2 separate regions of the Homo sapiens genome follow, and region 2 is linked to region 1. A link is a loop called in an ENCODE intact Hi-C map of the cell type or tissue named here. Cell type or tissue: IMR-90. All regions are shown on one strand. Each heading gives the region's core, and the rest is flanking DNA. Links, peaks and the distances in the headings are about the cores only.

Evidence for each region. A loop is a pair of places that touch in the nucleus more often than their neighbours do. Peaks named below come from ENCODE experiments on the same cell type or tissue, not always from the same donor. Only the 100,000 strongest peaks of a DNase experiment are listed, where the experiment ranks them.
Region 2: a loop joins it to region 1, with 12 times the contacts of the local background. A loop is called at or near these places in 2 of 110 quality-filtered maps.

What each region holds. Positions count from the first base shown.
Region 1 is chr7:75,769,187-75,774,675 of GRCh38, reverse strand. It overlaps CCL26 (C-C motif chemokine ligand 26), which reads left to right and starts at 2,465. Exons shown (of 3, transcript NM_001371938.1): 1 at 2,465-2,572; 2 at 2,673-2,787; 3 at 4,887-5,138. The coding sequence starts at 2,500. The coding sequence ends at 4,983. RefSeq lists a silencer at 1,651-1,945. In IMR-90, for the core only: no CTCF peak of the experiment used is centred there; DNase peaks (open chromatin) are centred at 2,425 and 3,225.
Region 2 is chr7:75,859,071-75,864,331 of GRCh38, reverse strand. No RefSeq gene overlaps it. Among named protein-coding and RNA genes, the nearest start is that of RHBDD2, 17 kb to the left of the region's middle. In IMR-90, for the core only: no CTCF peak of the experiment used is centred there; a DNase peak (open chromatin) is centred at 2,521; H3K27me3 peaks cover 149 bases.

The sequences.
Region 1 (5,489 bases), core at 216-5,215:
TCAGGAATTCGAGACCAGCCTGGGCAACATAGTGAAACCCTGTCTCTACTAAAAATACAAAAATTACCCGGGCATGGTGGTGCATGCCTGTAATCCTAGCTACTCAGAGGCTGAGGCAGAAGAATCATTCGAACCCAGGAGGTGGAGGCTGCAGTGAGCTAAGATTGTGCCACTGTACTCCAGCCTGGATGACAGAGCAAGACTCTGTCTCAAAAAAACAAACAAACAGCTGGGCATGGCGGTTTATGCCTGTAATCCCAGCACTTTGGGAGGCTGAGGCAGGTGGATCACTTGAGGTCAGGAGTTCGAGACAAGACTGACCAACATGGTGAAACACCATCTCTACTAAAAATACAAAATTAGCCGGGCGTGATGGCGCATGCCTGTAATCCCAGCTACTTGGGAGGCTGAGTCACGAGAATTGCTTGAGCCTGGGAGGCAGAGGTTGCAGTGAGCCGAGATTGTGCCATAGCACTCCAGCGTATGCAACAGGAGCAAAACTCCATCTCAATAAAAACAAAAACAAAAACAAACCACCCTCTCATGATCATCCAGACTGTTGTGCCTGGTTTGAGTGACAGGCAACTCACCATCTATCCTCTTCCCACCTACAACAGCTCTGACTATCACAAACTTCTGTTAAGTTCTTTTAAAAATTTGGCTGAAGCCAGGTGTGGTGGCTCTCCCCTATAATCCCAGTGCTTTGGGAGGCTGGAGTAAGCAGATCGCCTTGAAGCCAGGAGTTTGAGACCAGCCTGGCAACCTTTGGGCTCTACAAATTTCTTTTTTTTTGTGACAGAGTTTTGCTCTTTTTTCTTAGGCTGGAGTGCAATGGCACGATCTTGGCTCACTGCAACCTCTGCCCCCCAGGTTCAAGTGACTCTCCTGCCTCAGCCTCCCAAGTTGCTCGGATTACAAGCATGAGCCACCACAAAATTAGCCCGGCTAATTTTTGTATTTTTAGTAGAGACGGGGTTTCACCATGTTCGCCAGGCTGATCTCAACCTCCTGACCTCAGACGATCCCCCTGCCTCTGCCTTCCAAAGTGCTGGGATTACAGGCGTGAGCCACTGTGACTGGCCCCACACACACACACAAAATAATAATAATAATTGACCAGGTATGGCCAGACGTGGTGGCTCACTGTAATCCCAACATTTTTGAAGGCCAAGGTGAGACAGTCACTTGAGCCAAGAGTTTAAGACCAACCTGGGCCACATAGAGAGACCTCATCTCTATTTTTTTTTCTTTTTTGAGACAGTCTTGGTCTGTCGCCCAGGCTGGAGTGCAATGGCGGGATCTCGGCTCACTGTAACCTCTGCCTCCTGCATTCAAGCGATTCTCCTGCCTCAGCCTCCCTAGTAGCTGGGATTACAGGTGCCCGCCACCGTGCCTGGCTAATTTTTTTATTTCTAGTGGGGACGGGGTTTCACCATGTTGACCAGGCCCTCTCTCTCACTATATATATATATTATTTGTTGTTGTTTGTTTGTTTTGTTTTGTTTTAAGCCTCGGGTGATTGTGATGATCTGTCAGGTTTGGGATCTGTTAGATCTCTCAAATGCCCCCAGCCAGCCCTGGCCCTACAGGTGTGGCCCCAAGAAGATGGGCTGGCACCTGCCTGGACCCTGTTTTTAAATATCCATTGTCGAGGTTGGGCTACTCTATGATCACATCTTGAGACCATCCAGAGCTCCACACAGAGATAAGCAATGCTTAGAAAGGAAACAAAACTTTGCCCAAGAGCCAGAAACCTATCTTCAACAACCAATTGTGCTATAAAGTAACTTAGTTCAGTTCACTGGAATATTACTTAATTTCCTCTGCTTTTTCTTTTTAAACAAGAAAGTGTTGACTCAGCCAACAGCACTGGGAACCAGACTCCCTGGGGCCTGCCTGCCCCTGCTCTTCTCCCAAATTCTCTTCTTTTTTTGTCCCTGTTGATGGAATTCAATAAAGGGATCTCTACCATCTGTCACTTGTTTTTTTTTGTTGTTTGTTTGTTTGTTTTTTTTTTTTTTGGCAGAGTCTCACTCTGTCGCCCAGGCTGCAGTGCAGTGGTGCCATCTCAGCTCACTGCAACCTCCACCTCCCAGGTTCAAGTGATTCTCCTGCCTCACCCTCAGGAGTAGCTGGGATTACAGTTGCCTGCCACCATGCCCGGCCAATTTTTGTGTTTTTAGTAGAGACAGGGTTTCTCCATGTTGGCCAGGCTGATCTTGAACTCCTGACCTCAAGGGATCCGCCCACCTCGGTCTCCCAGAGTGCTGTGATCACAGGCATGAGCCACCACGCCCAGTGCCAGATTATCTTTCTTCACTGTCTAATTTCATTCCTATGAGTATTAGTTTACTTTTCCTTTGTTGGGTCAAAAGTGCTGCTTCTGTTCCCAACCACAGAATTCTCTGGAATTGTTTTCAGGGCCGTCTCAGTCTCATAAAAGGGGATCAGGCAGGAGGAGTTTGGGAGAAACCTGAGAAGGGCCTGATTTGCAGCATCATGATGGGCCTCTCCTTGGCCTCTGCTGTGCTCCTGGCCTCCCTCCTGAGTCTCCACCTTGGAACTGCCACACGTACGTAGCTGGCCCATTCCCCTCCTGGGGTTCCTTCCCGGACCGCCTGGGAGTGGATGGAAATGAGTATCTCCAAACCCTTCCTCTCCCTGATTTTTAGGTGGGAGTGACATATCCAAGACCTGCTGCTTCCAATACAGCCACAAGCCCCTTCCCTGGACCTGGGTGCGAAGCTATGAATTCACCAGTAACAGCTGCTCCCAGCGGGCTGTGATGTGAGTATTTCTCGGACGTACTTTCTGGGGCCCCATCAGTCATGCAACAGGATGGGTGCTGGGCAGACCCCCAGGATGAGCCTTGGGATGGGAACCTGGAAACCCCACCTCTGCACACTAACAAGTGTGACTCTGAGCTTCAGGTAGAACCTGACTTTTTTTTTCTCTTTTTGAGACGGAGTTTCTTTCTTGTTGCCCAGGCTAGAGTGCAATGGCACGATCTTGGCTCACTGCAACCTCCCCCTCCCGGGTTCAAGCAATTTTCCTGCCTCAGCCTCCCAAGTAGCTGGAATTACAGGCACATGCCACCATGCTCAGCTAATTTTTGTGTTATTAGTAGAATTTCACCATGGTTGGCCAGGCTGGTCTTAAACTTCTGAGCTCATGTGATTTGCCCGCCTCAGCCTCCCAAAATGCTGGGATTACAAGTGTGAGTCACTGGACCCAGCCAATCCCCACTTTTAATAAACTCACAGTGAAGTAAGAGCTCAGGAATCATCAGCTATGATGAATAACCTTGAAAATGTGGCTAACAATTAAATGACATGTTGAGTGCAGGGTTCCTTTCTGGGGTGATGAAAATATCCTAAAATTGATTGTGGTGATGGTTGCATAATCTATGACTATACTAAAAACCATTGAATTATAATTATAGCCTTTAAATTGGTGGAGTTGTACATGGTGGGGAGGTTTAGACGATCGCTTGAGCCCAGGAGTTCAAGGCTGCAGTGAGGTATGATCGCACCACTGCACTCCAGCCTGGGTAACACAGAGAGACTTCATCCCTAACAAAAGAGAAAAAAAAGAGTGAATTACAGTTATCCCCCAGTAACCACAGGGGATTGGTGCCAGGATTTTGGCATACAATTTCCCCTGAATTTATGCAGCTTTTGCATCACCGAGTTTTGTATTTTCTATCCTCCTTTGGTTGGCAAAAGGCTGCCTATGAGTGGGCCCACAGAGTTCAAATCCGTGTTGTTCAAGAGTCAACTGTATGTGCCGTGTGAATTATATCCCAACAAAGCTGTTCTATTACAATGAAAGAATCAGCCAGGTGAGGTGGCGCAGGCCTGTAAGCCCAGTTACTCCGGAGGCTGAGGCAGGAGAATCGCTTGAACCCGGGAGGCGGAGTTTGCAGGAGTAGAGATCGCGCCACTGCACTCCAGCCTGGGTGACAAGAGAGAAACTGTTTCAAAAAAAATAAAATAGGCCGGGCGTGGTGGCTCACGCCTGTAATCCCAGCACTTTGGGAGGCTGAGGTGGGCAGATCTCCTGAGGTTGGGAGTTCGAGACCAGCCTGACCAACGTGGAGAAACCCTGTCTCTACTAAAAATACAAAATTAGCTGGACGTGGTGGCGCATGCCTGTAATCCCAGCTACTTGGGAGGCTGAGGCGGAAGAATCACTTGAACCTGGGAGGCAGAGGTTGTGGTGAGCCGAGATCGCGCCATTGCACTCCAGCCTGGGCAACAAGAGTGAAACTCCGTCTCAAAAAAAATAAAAAATAAAACAAAATAAAGGCTAGGCGTGGTGGCTCACACCTGTTATCCCAGCACTTTGGGAGGCCAACACAGGCGGATCACCTGAGGTCAGGAGTTCGAGACCACCCTGGCCAACATGGCAAAACCTTGTCTCTATTAAAAACACAGAAATTCGCTGGGTGTGCTGATGCGTGCCTATAATCCCAGCTACTTGGGAGTCTGAGGCAGGAGCATCACTTGAACCTGGGAAATGGAGGTTGCAATGAGCTGAGATCATGCCATTGCACTCCAATGTGGGCAACAGAGTGAGAGTTCGTCTCAAAAAAAAAAAAAAAAAATTAAGTGTCCTGGTGCAGGTTACATGCTGCAGGCTAGAACTGGTGGAAAACGGTAAATGGTACCTGGTAGAGGTGGGTCTGGAGGCATAGTTTCCAGTGGAAATCAAGATAGGAAAGAGGAGGGAGACAAGGCCCAGGAGAAGAGGGGACAGGGACAGAGAGCAACAAGTTTGTGGCAAGGCCAGAAGACTAGTGAGAGAGCTGCCCCTCCTTCCCTTTCTATCCCACCCCAGGAGGCAAAGAGTCTCAATATTGACTTATCCGTGTCTCTTTTTCACAGATTCACTACCAAAAGAGGCAAGAAAGTCTGTACCCATCCAAGGAAAAAATGGGTGCAAAAATACATTTCTTTACTGAAAACTCCGAAACAATTGTGACTCAGCTGAATTTTCATCCGAGGACGCTTGGACCCCGCTCTTGGCTCTGCAGCCCTCTGGGGAGCCTGCGGAATCTTTTCTGAAGGCTACATGGACCCGCTGGGGAGGAGAGGGTGTTTCCTCCCAGAGTTACTTTAATAAAGGTTGTTCATAGAGTTGACTTGTTCATAACATTTTTTGTCCATAAAACCCGAGTTTTCTTTAAGGAAAGAAAATTGATTCAATATGGATGGCTGGTTGCCTGGGAGGTCCCCAACCCCCGGGCAGACCCCGATACGGAATTCTGCCGTGGGTTTTTGTTTGTTTGTGCAAAAAAAAGCAAGGGTAATTTTAATACACTTTGGTAAAATGCTTGGTGAATTTTTTAACATTATTTAGAGAAAAAAGTTTAGTTTATTTGGAAAAGTAAGTTCTGTGCAACACCTCACAGCCTGTCAGTGCCGTGTAAATGTAGTAGCTCCGTGTTTGGCAGCGCTTTCTCTTAAGAAAGCAAGACACTAATTAGT
Region 2 (5,261 bases), core at 1-5,000, 90 kb before region 1:
GGTTCAAACAATTCTCCTGCCTCAGCCTCCCAGTAGCTGGGACTACAGGTGCCCACCAGCATGCCCGGCGAGTTTTTTGTATTTTTAATAGAGACAGGGTTTCACCATGTTGGCCAGGCTGGTCTCGAACTCCTGACCTCCAGTGATCCACCCACCTCAGCCTCCTAAAGTGCTGGGATTACAGGCATGAGCTACCTGTCTGGCTCATCTCACCATTTTCTGTAGGTGGTGCAGGAATCCTGGAAAGAGATGACCATGGTTGAATGAGGGGAGTAGCAGCTGAGGAGGGGAGAAGCAGGTGGATTTCAAATATACCTGGAAGTGGAGCCTATGAGGTGGCTGATGGAGTGGGTATGGGGGTAAGAGAAAGAGAGAAATCAGGCCGAGTGCGATGGCTCATGCCTGTAATCCCAGCACTTTGGGAGGCCGAAGTGGGTGGATCACTTGAGCTCAGGAGTTTGAGACCAGCCTGGGAAACATAGAAGACCTCATCTCTACAAAAAGTACAAAAATTAGCAGGGCATTGTGGCATGAACCTGTAGTCCCAGCTACTTGGGAGAGTGAGGTGGGAGGATTGCTTGAGCTCGGGAGGTCGAGGCTGCAGTGAGCCCTGATTGTGCCACTGCACTCCAGCCTGGGTGACAGAGTAAGACACTGTCTCAAAAAAAAAAAAAAAAAAGAAAGAAATCAAGGAGCACTCCTACATGAATAGTCGTGCCCTTGAGTTTGGGGGAAGCTAGAGGGAGAAGAAGATTGGCATTGGAGTAGGGGTAGGAAAGGTACCATTGCATTTTGGAGAGGACAGATTGAGGGAAGCTGAGAGGGCAGGGAAGGCATGGGGGCAGAGAAGCAGGATAATTGAGAATTAATCTATTTAGGCCAAGTGTGGTGGCTCACACCTGTAATCCCAGCACTTTGGGAGGCCGAGGCAGGCGGATCACGAGAGGCCAGGAGTTCGAGACCAGCCTGGCCAACATGGTGAAACCCCGTTACTATTAAAAATACAAAAATTAGCTGGGTGAGGTGGTATGCACCTGGATCCCAGCTACTTGGGAGGCTGAGGCAGCAGAATGGCTTGAACCTGGGAGTCAGAGGTTACAGTGAGCTGAGATAGTGCCAATGCACTCCAGCCTGGGTGACAGGGCGAGACTCTGTCTAAAAAAAAAAAAATAAAGAGCAGTGAGTCTATTCAAAGTGATTCAAGGTGACAAAATGGTGCAGAACTGGTGCAAGGACAGAAATGTGGACCAATGGAATAGAAGAAAGAACACAGAAATAAACCCTCATATTTAAAGTCAATTGCTTTTTGACATGAGGACCTAGACCATTCAATGGGGAAAAGGCAACATTTTCAACAAACGGTGCTGAGAAAAGTGGGATATCCATATGCAAAAAAAAAAAAAAAAAAATGCCATTTGACCCTTCCCTCACACCATATACAGAAATTAACTCCAAATGAGTCAAAGACCTAAATATAAGAGGTAAAACTTATAAGACTCTTAGAAGAAAACACATTGGCTTTGGCAATGATTTCTTGGATGTGTCACCAAAAGCCATAAAAAGGCAATAAAAGAAAAAATAGAGAAGTTGAACTTCATCAAAATTTAAAACTTAAAAAAAATTTTTTTTTTTTAAATAGAGACAAGGTCTCACTATTTTGCCCAGGCTGGTCTCAAACTCCTGGGCTCAAGCAGTCCTCCTGCCTTGGCCTCCCAAAGTGCTGGGATTACAGGTGTAAGACACTGTGCCCGACCACCAAATTTTCAACCTTTGTGCATCAAAAGAAACTATCAAGAGAGTAAAAAGACAACCCACAGAAAGGGAGGGAATATTTACAAATCAAATCCAAAATATATAAAGAATTCCTACAACTCAACAACAAACAAACCAACTGAAAACTGGTGCTGGGTACGGTGGCTCACGCCTGTAATCCCAGCACTTAGGGAGGCCAAGGCGGATGGATCGCTTGAGGTCACGAGTTTGAGACCAGCCTGGCCAACGCGGTGAAACCCTGTCTCTACTAAAATACAAAAATAGCCGACCCCGTCTCTACTAAAAATACAAAAATAGCCGGGCGTGGTGGCCCAAGCCTGTAATCCCAGCTACTTGGGAAGCTAAGATAGGAGAATCGCTTGAACCCTAGAGGTGGAGGTTGCAGTAAGCTGAGATCATGCCACTGCACTCCAGCCTGGGCAACAGGAGCGAAACTCCGTCTCAAAAAAAAGAAAGAAAGAAATAAAGAAAGAAAATTGGGCAAAGAACTTGAATAGATATTTCTCCAAAGAAAATAGACAAGTGCCAATAAGCACATAAAAAGATGCTCAACATCACTAATCATTAAGGAGATTCAAACTGAAAAGACAATGAGATACCACTTCACACCTTATTAGGATAGCTATGACATATTTTTAAAAAAACAGAAAATAACAAGCGCCGGCAAGGATGTGGCAAGACTGGAATCCTTTTGCACTGCTGATGGAAACGTAAAATGATGCAGCTGCTACAGAAGACAGTTTGGCAGTTCCTCAAAAAGCTAAGACATAGAATTACCATATGACCTAGTAATTCCACTACTGTGGGTAATTCCACTAGTGTGTGTACTTCCACTTGCAATAATGGATAGGACAGCTAGACAGAAAATCAGCATGGTTATGGAAGACTGGAACAACGCTATCAACCAACTAAACCTGACAGGCACAGATAGAACATTCAACAACAGCAGACTATATAGTCTTCTCCAGTATACGTGGAACATTCTCCAGGATAAACAGAACACACATTAGGCCATAAAGTGAATCTCAATAAATGTAAGAGGATTGAAATGATGTGGCTCGTGCCTATAATCCCAGCACTTTGGGAGGCCAAGATGGGAAGATTGCTTGGGCCCAGGAGTTTGACAGCAGCCTGGGCAACATGGCAAAACCCTGTCTCTGCTAAAAATACAAACAGTTGGCCGGACGCGGTGGCTCATTCCTGTAATCCCAGCACTTTGGAAGGCCGAGGCAGGCGGATCATGAGGTCAGGAGTTGGAGACCAGCCTGGCCAACATAGTGAAACCCCGTCTCTACTAAAAACACAAAAATTAGCCGGGTGTGGTGGTACGTGCCTGTAGTCCCAGCTACTCGGCAGGCTGAGGCAGAAGAATTGCTTGAACCAGGGAGGCGGAGGTTGCAGTGAGCCAAGATCACGCCACTGCACTCCAGCCTGGGCAACAGAGCGAGACTGCGTCTCAAAAAAAAAAGAAAAAAAAAAGCAAACAGTTAGCCAGCTGTGGTGGCACATGGCTGTAGTCCCAGCTACTAGGGAGGCTGAGGTGGGAGAATCTCTTGAGCCTGGGAGGCAGAGGTTGCAGTGAGCCGAGATCCCCACCACTGCACTCCAGCCTGGACGACAAAGTGAGACCTTGCCTCAAAAAGAAAAAGAAAATTGGCCGGGCGCGGAGGTTCATCCCTGTAATCCCAGCACTTTGGGAGGCTGAGGCGGGTGGATCACAAGATCAGGAGATCAAGACCATCCTGGCTAACATGGTGAAACCCTGTCTCTACTAAAAATACAAAAAATTAGCCGGGCTTGGTGGCGGGCACCTGTAGTCCCAGCTACTTGGGAGGCTGGGGCAGGAGAATGGCATGAACCCGGGAGGCAGAGGTTGCAGTGAGCCGAGATGGCGCCACTGCACTCCAGCCTGGGTGACAGAGCGAGACTCCGTCTCAAAAAAAAAAAGAGAAAAAGAAAATCATGCCAAGTATGTTCTCCCTATTACAGTGAAATGAAATTAGAATTCAATAACAGAAAAAAAATGTGGAAATTAAACAACACACTTCTCAATATCCAATGGATCCAAGGAGAAATCACCAAGGGAATTAGAAAATAGAGCTGGGCGCGGTGGCTCACACCTTTTACCAGCACTTTCGGAGGCCAAGGTGGGAGGATTGTTTGAGCCCAGGAGTTTGAGACCAGCCTGGGCAACATAGTGAGACACTGTCTCCACACACACATAAAAAAAGCAATTATAAAATACTTCCAGATGCTTAAAAATATACTAAAATTTGTAAAATGTATTAAAAACAGTGCTCAGAGGCTGGGTGCAGTGGCTCATGCCTGTAATCCCAGCACTTTGGGAGGCTGAGGTGGGTGGATCACTCGAGGTCAGGAGTTCAAGACCAGACTGGACAACATGGTGAAACTCCATCTCTACTAAAAATACAAAAATTAGCTGGGGGTTCTGGCATGCCCCTATAATCCCAGCTACTCAGGAGGCTGAGGCACGAGAATCGCTTGAACCTGGGAGGTAGAGGTTGCAGTGAGCTGAGTTCACGCCGCTGCACTCCAGCCTGGGCCACAGAGTGAGACTCCATCTGAAAAAAAAAAAAAAAAATATTAGAGTGGAAATAAATGAAGTAGAGAATAGGAAATCAAGACACAAGATGAATGAAACCAATATTGGCATATTAGTTTTCTAGGGCGCTGCTGTAAAAAAAAAATTTACTACCAACCAGGCGGCTTAAAACAACAGAAATTTAGGTTTCTCACAGTTATATAGATATCTGTAATCTAGGTGTCAGCTAGGTTGGTTCCTTGGAGAGGTTCAGAGGGAGAAATTGTTCCATGCCCCTCTCCTAGATTTGGCGTTTGCTAACAATTCTTGGCATTCCACGGCTTGTAGACGCATCACTCCGTTCTCTGTTTCCATCTTCACACAGCATTCTCCACTGTGTGTCTGTGTCCACATTTCTTTTTTTGTTGTTGTTGAGACGGAGTCTTGCTCTGTCACCCAGGCTGGAGTACAGTGGCGGGATCTCGGCTCACTGCAAGCTCTACCTCCCAGGTTCACGCCATTCTCCTGCCTAAGACTCCCGAGTAGCTGGGACTACAGGCGCCCGCCACCGTGCCCAGCTAATTTTTTGTATTTTTAGTAGAGATGGGGTTTCGCCATGTTAGCCAGGATGGTCTTGATCTCCTAACGTTGTGATCCGCCCACCTTGGCCTCCCAAAGTGCTGGGATTACAGGTGTGAGCCACTGTGCACGGCCTCTTTCTTCTTATAAGGACATCAGTAACTGGATTAAGGCCCACTCCACTCCACTATGACCTCATCTTCACTTGGTTGTATCTACAAAGACCCTACTTCCAAATAAGATCACATTTGCATATTCTGGGGGCTAGAATTCAAACACATATTTTTGGAGGACACAATTTAACCCATAACATTGATTCTCTGAAAAGATAAACATAATTGACAAACCTTTAGCCAGACCGAAGAGA